Linked DNA regions of Homo sapiens: region 2 is linked to region 1. Evidence: read pairs that join two places in POLR2A ChIA-PET (ENCODE). Cell type or tissue: PC-9. All regions are shown on one strand. Links, peaks and the distances in the headings refer to the core of each region. The heading gives the core; the rest is flanking DNA.

What was found. ChIA-PET counts read pairs that join two places held together with the same protein. Peaks named below come from ENCODE experiments on the same cell type or tissue, not always from the same donor. Only the 100,000 strongest peaks of a DNase experiment are listed, where the experiment ranks them.
Region 2: POLR2A ChIA-PET joins it to region 1 with 6 read pairs; 1 of 35 experiments calls an interaction of 5 or more read pairs at or near these places.

What each region holds. Positions count from the first base shown.
Region 1 is chr13:98,414,858-98,417,771 of GRCh38, forward strand. The region is part of intron 16 of FARP1 (FERM, ARH/RhoGEF and pleckstrin domain protein 1); the gene reads left to right. Among named protein-coding and RNA genes, the nearest start is that of FARP1-AS1, 20 kb to the right of the region's middle. In PC-9, for the core only: a CTCF peak has its summit at 1,996; a DNase peak (open chromatin) is centred at 1,724; H3K4me3 peaks cover 1,057 bases; H3K27ac peaks cover 1,888 bases.
Region 2 is chr13:98,205,786-98,208,699 of GRCh38, forward strand. The region is part of intron 1 of FARP1 (FERM, ARH/RhoGEF and pleckstrin domain protein 1); the gene reads left to right. MIR3170 (microRNA 3170) reads left to right here and starts at 2,739; the gene lies at 2,739-2,815. In PC-9, for the core only: no CTCF peak of the experiment used is centred there; a DNase peak (open chromatin) is centred at 1,377; H3K27ac peaks cover 579 bases.

The sequences.
Region 1 (2,914 bases), core at 239-2,738:
GACTTTCCAAAGCATGATGGCTCCCATCAGGTACCTGCAGTCTGGTCCTGTGGGAAAGGGCATACGCATCTTCTTAGTGGAACCAGAGGACAAAATTGAAACAATGGAGTGAATTTCCAAAGAAGCACAATGTCTGAACACAGAAAAGGATTTCTGAAGCCTAAGTGCAGCGTGGCAGTGAGAGTCTGCCTTGTGAGGTCAGGAGCTCCTTCATCTCAGGGGTGCTCCAGCAGAAACTGACTGTTCATGTCCAGACAGGATTTGTCTGTGGAGCAAAACCCCAAACCTGGCGGTGCCTCAGGGTCACTGGGCTTGGGAACTGGAGGGGGCTTTGAAAAAGGCAGATTGCCAGGCCCTATCCAGTTCTCTTGAATCAGAGCTTTATTAAGAGTGAGACTCAGGAATCTGTGTGTTTTAAGTACTTCTTGGGGTGATCGTGATGAATACCTTTTCTGCAACAACCGACCCTGCAGTGCCTCTGACAGTGCTAACAGTCTATGATTCCTTGGTTTGCATGCCATAGACTGGTTATAACTCTTGTTTCTTTAGTCTACAAGCAATGCATGAAGGAATATATTAATGAATGAATGAGTGAATGAATGAATGAATGAGTAGGTGAGTGTGTGCGTGGCAGGCTTTGCCCATGGGGGACTTGCACTCTCAAAGGAGGAGGCAGGCACATAGGGCACAGAGAGCCGTGTCCTCTCACAGGTGTGGGTGTCACATCCAGGGTGGTCATGGAGCGTTGCTGCCAGTTCTGTCCCTGAGGACACACATGTACCATCATTGCCTATACAGAACAGGCAACCCTTGGGCTAAATCTGTTCAGTGAGAAGAATGGATCACAGGGAAGATTATTAAGAAAGGATTCACCCTGGCTACTGACTGACAGACTGCGCATGTGTGTGTTCAGTGCATGTATGTGTACCCATGCCTTTCCTCACGTTGCCGTGATACGGAAGCGCAGGTTGGCTCCTGTCGATTGGGATGGGTAAGATCCGAATTCGAGGTCACACCCCCGCCATGGGGCTGTCTTCAGCTGTAGGTGTGGGCCTCGTTGAACCGCATTTCCTCCTGGGTGAAATGTGGATGGCATCTCCCATGCAGGGTGTTACGCAAATGGCACAGTGTCTGGAAGGGGCTTAGTATACTGCGCTGCGCAGAGAAAGCGGGGAAGCTGATCATTTTTTAAAAATTAACTTTTTATTTGGAAATAATTCCAGAGAAAAGTTGCCAAGACAATAGTGTTTCTGTATGGTCTGCACCCATCCTCTTCCCGTTAACATCTTATGTCACCATAGGAGAGTCGGCAAAACTAAGAAAACAACGTTGGTATGTTACATTAACTAAAGTCCAGATTTTATTCCATGGTAATATTTTCAATGATTATCATTAATGGAAAGAGATCTAAAGTATAATATGCAGCAAAAGTTCCCCAGAATTTGGTATATAAGTGATCTAGTGAGTGTGACCTTCCCTTCGCAGTCCTGCATGAGACTGCAATATACTTCCATCAACAGTGGGGAAATTACAGGGCAGAGAAAGTCTCAGGAAGTTTTCCGGAATGATTAGGCTGAAGCTCAGTTCAGCAAACACACCTGCCCCTATCCAAATGTCACCTTCTCCTGAGTAAACACACCTGAGAAGGAGATGGACGCCCAAGGCCTGCTTCTTGCTGGCAAAGCCACATTACCTGCTTTCTTCAAAAACAAGGAAACTGGTTTGGTGAGTTCTAATAACTTCAGGAGTTCTTTTCCTTGTGAAAGCAAGAACAGTTTACTCAGCTGTTCAAATGAGTTCAGAGAAAGCCACTTAACAACCTTTGGCGTGCAGTCAGGACTCCCAAATGCCAGCCCTGAGGTGACTGGCAGAGGCTGAGTGCAAGGTGGCCAGCTGGGTTCCCCGAGACAGGTGGAAGGCCTGCTTTGCTACAGAGTGCCTTGGTAGATTCTGCAGGGTACAAAACTCCACTTACGAGCCAGCTGGGAGCTGGGAGACAGCAAGCAGTCAGTCGTACAAAGAGGCCCTCGGAATTGGCTATGGGGTGCACGCAGTTTTCATGGAGGATCAGCTGCATGTTTTAGGAGAAACTTTGGCCAGAGTCACGTGGAAAGCATGCGGGAGACTGGCTGGGAGGACCAGACTGACTGAATGTCGAGATATCACTGAGCAGCCAAGGCTCTGTGAGACAGTGAGGAAGGAGAGGGGAGGCCACCTAGAGTTTTGAACACAGTCAGCTCAGAGGATGGTCATGAAAATGGGAGGGAAGTCAAAGAAGCCAGGAAGAAAGAAGCATACAAGTACGATAAGGGAAGATGAGCTTGCTTTGGGAATGATAATTTTGAGGGCCCTGTGATAAAGTGCTCCAAACAGTTGGAAATGTGGGTCCCAGGCTTTGGAAAGAAATGAGGCAGAAAGGTGTAGGTTTGGAAGTTATCCACAAGAAGAATCAGATCTTCAAGGAAGAGAACATTAAGAGGAAAAGAGAGCTGAGGGCAGAATCTTCTCGACTATACCTTTATGGCAGCTTGCTTTCCATAAACGTAGATCATGGCAGCATAAAAACCAGCAAAGGAAACAGAGGCCACCAGAGGTTTGAAAAAAAAAAAAAAAAAAAAAAAAAAAAAGAACACATGGGGGTGGAGGGTCCAGAAGATAGCCGGTCTTGGAGAATGGCAGCCAGGAGGGCAAGGATGGTTTGAGGAAGGTAGTTCCTGGTGTACAGGAGCAGACTCCGGGCAGGAGGAAGTCCTGCAGGGGTAAGAGATGTGAGAAGGGTGTCCTGAGGGATTGGAGATCCCTCCAGGGCAGAGAGGGGGCTCTTTCAGGGATGGGACACTCTCACAGCTGCTGTCAGGAGTTTCACAGAGGGAGCAGCATTGTGTTGCCGTGATGCTAGGTGGCTGAAATGGAG
Region 2 (2,914 bases), core at 290-2,789, 210 kb before region 1:
TTCCCATTTGGCCTGTATTTTGGTGATATTTTCATTCTTCCATTTTGTCCTCCTAAGGTCTGCCACCCTTATTCTTTATTTCCTGCTAATGTCTTCCCATAGCTTCCCTGAACTCTTGTAAATCCTTTTATGTTTTTGTCTATGGAATCAGTTATTTCATGAAGTTTTATTAATTTATAACTATGTTTGGACAAAGCTTTAATCTGTTGCATGTAACATTTTCTTTGGATGTTCATCTGTCATTTTTCTTTTTTCTTGCAGCATCTTTGTAAAGGTTTTTTTGTTTGTTTGTTTTTTGGTTAGTAGGTATGAAGTAGCTCTTTGCAGGAGCCTCAGTGGGCCAGCAGACAGAGCCGTGTTCCATACTAATAGGAATTTTCATGACTTGAGGTTGTGTGTGTGTGTGTGTGTGTGTGTGTGTGTGTGTGTGTGATCCTTTCAACCTTTGCTATTCCCTTATTTGCTGAAACTTTGGTAGTCAACCTTGGTGGTATGTCTAATGCAGTCTGTCTTTTTCATCTTGCCTCAGCGACAGACTGCTTCCTACAAATATGGCTTGCCTGTATGGTTTCTCATTTCATATCAATCTCACTATGTCCAGGGAAGCTGTTACTGTGAATCTGCACACCTGTCCCTGTTATTCCAAGAAAGTTATGACTGGTTTGCTGCTTATTTGAAGCTCCGCCATTTTTATCTGAGATCTGTAGCCATGAGCAGCCTCTCCAAGCATTTTCCTTCCCTTCTTTCTGACCTTCACTGCAGCTTGGCACATTTTTGTTACATTTTCTGGTTTGGGGCTACAGATGTCTCCCAGTTTCCTCAGGGATGGAATTTGTGTTTTTTAGTTTACTGCTTATTGCTTTTGGATGAATTGCAAGAGGAAGTCCTTATAAGTCAGGATACTAAGACAAGACAACTCTAGTTTTTTACCTTTTCTCTGGCGGTTAAAAATCTTGTTACTTCTTTGTTGTTACTTTTTTAAAGTAATTTCTCAAATAGAGCTAACTAATAAAGTAGTTTTGCAAGCAGCTTTTAACTTTAAGGTCTGGAATAATCACTTTAGTAATAAGGTATCACAAGGAAAGAAATAGTCTATATTTTGACTATTCCTCAAGAATTTCAGAAGTCAGGAAGTTAATGGAGATAAATTCAGAATAGAGCATAGGTTAATATTTATACACTAGAGGCCTTTCGGTTTGTTGGATTTGTTTATCTGGAAGACGGCATTTTATTACTGGGCTTACCAGTTTTGCTATCAAGCATCAACTGTGGTTACCCATTTATGACTTGCCAGCGTTCCTGAGATGTTCCCTTAGCGTTCTTAGGATGCTCAACTCAAAACTCTTGGCTGGATTTATGATTGAATTAAACAGACTTTTCCATGTACAGCAACAGTCTGCATGCAAGTATGATAACAGAGAGAAAGTATGACATACTTTGTTCAAGCATCAGTATCCAGAAGTAGAAATAACCTAGACATGAGATCATTTGAGAACTAAAGAGAAAGGAAGTTAAGCTACCAAGTATCTGTTAATGACTAACTCAATTAAATTTTTAAATGCCAAGGTGCTAAAAATTAGAATATATATTTATCTGGGGATTTTGGGCAAGAGGGAGAGAAAGGATTCAGTTCAGAGGATGAGGAGTCTTGCTTTTTGCTTAGGTAGGACAAGGAGAAGATATCTGCAGGGAGGGTCTGAGCACCTTTAGGCTGGGGTGAGGTGGGAGAGTAGAGCCCTTCCTTCCTGCCGTCATCGGCTCCCTGGATGGGCATCAACACCATAGCCAGGTCCATGCCTGCTTGACTCAGAGTGACAAGCCCAGCTATAGCCCAGTGTGAATTACCGTGCACAGGGCCTGTCCCTGCTGAGCAAGTGCAGGGCAGAAGGGGTGGGGTGGGGGAGGGGCCACACCAAAGTACGAAAAGTGCATGGAGGGGCTGGGAATGGGGAAGGCCAACTTGACTGATGGCATAGTTTTCTCTGGAGATTGCATTTATTTTTAACCATGAGACAGTGAACAGAAAACATATATGGAATAGAAGTAATTTTGCCTGGCTTGTGAAGATTATTTTGGACACAACTGACTTCATAATGAATATACTGCTCCCCGACCACCACCTCCACACACACACACACACACACACACACACACACACACACACACACACACACACACACACACTTTGATTCATTGGCCCAGTATTGAGGATCTCTCTTCCACTTCGGTGAAGGGCACTAGGCTGGGATTCTAGATTAACCAGGCTGGTCTCATCTCTCAAGGCTAATGAGTGAATGAACCAAAGCAGAGATCACACAACCAAACAGATTAGAAACAGATGCTTAGAAAAAGCTTATTTGAGGCAGAAGTGAGAAAGGCACTTATATAACAGACCTGTGGAATCAGGCATTCAAAAAAGAAGGGGCCAGCGTGGTGGCTAACTCCTGTAATCCCAGCACTTGGATCATTTGAAGTCAGGAGTTCAAGACCAGCCTAGCCAACATGGTGAAACCCCATCTCTACTGGGGAGAAAAAAAAAAAAAAAAGCCGGGCATGGTGGTGGGCATCTGTAATCCCAGCTACTGGGGAGGTTGAGGCAGGAGAATCGCTTGAACCTGGAAGGCAGAGGTTGCAGTGAGCCGAGATTGCGCCATTGCACTCCAGCCTGGGTGACAGAACAAGACTCCATCTCAAAAAAAAAAAAAAAGCAGTTCTCAGATCTTCACTCCATATGTCATCTGGTAACACTGGGGTTCTGAGACAGACAGTGTTAGCTCCAGAAGCATTGCCTGTCTTAGAACCCCTATGTTACCAGACGACATAAGGAGTGAATAAAATCTTCAAAAGGCTTTGATGGACCGTAGGTGAGGAAGGTGAGTGTGGGAGAAGTCAGGAGTAAATGGTGTTTCCTAGA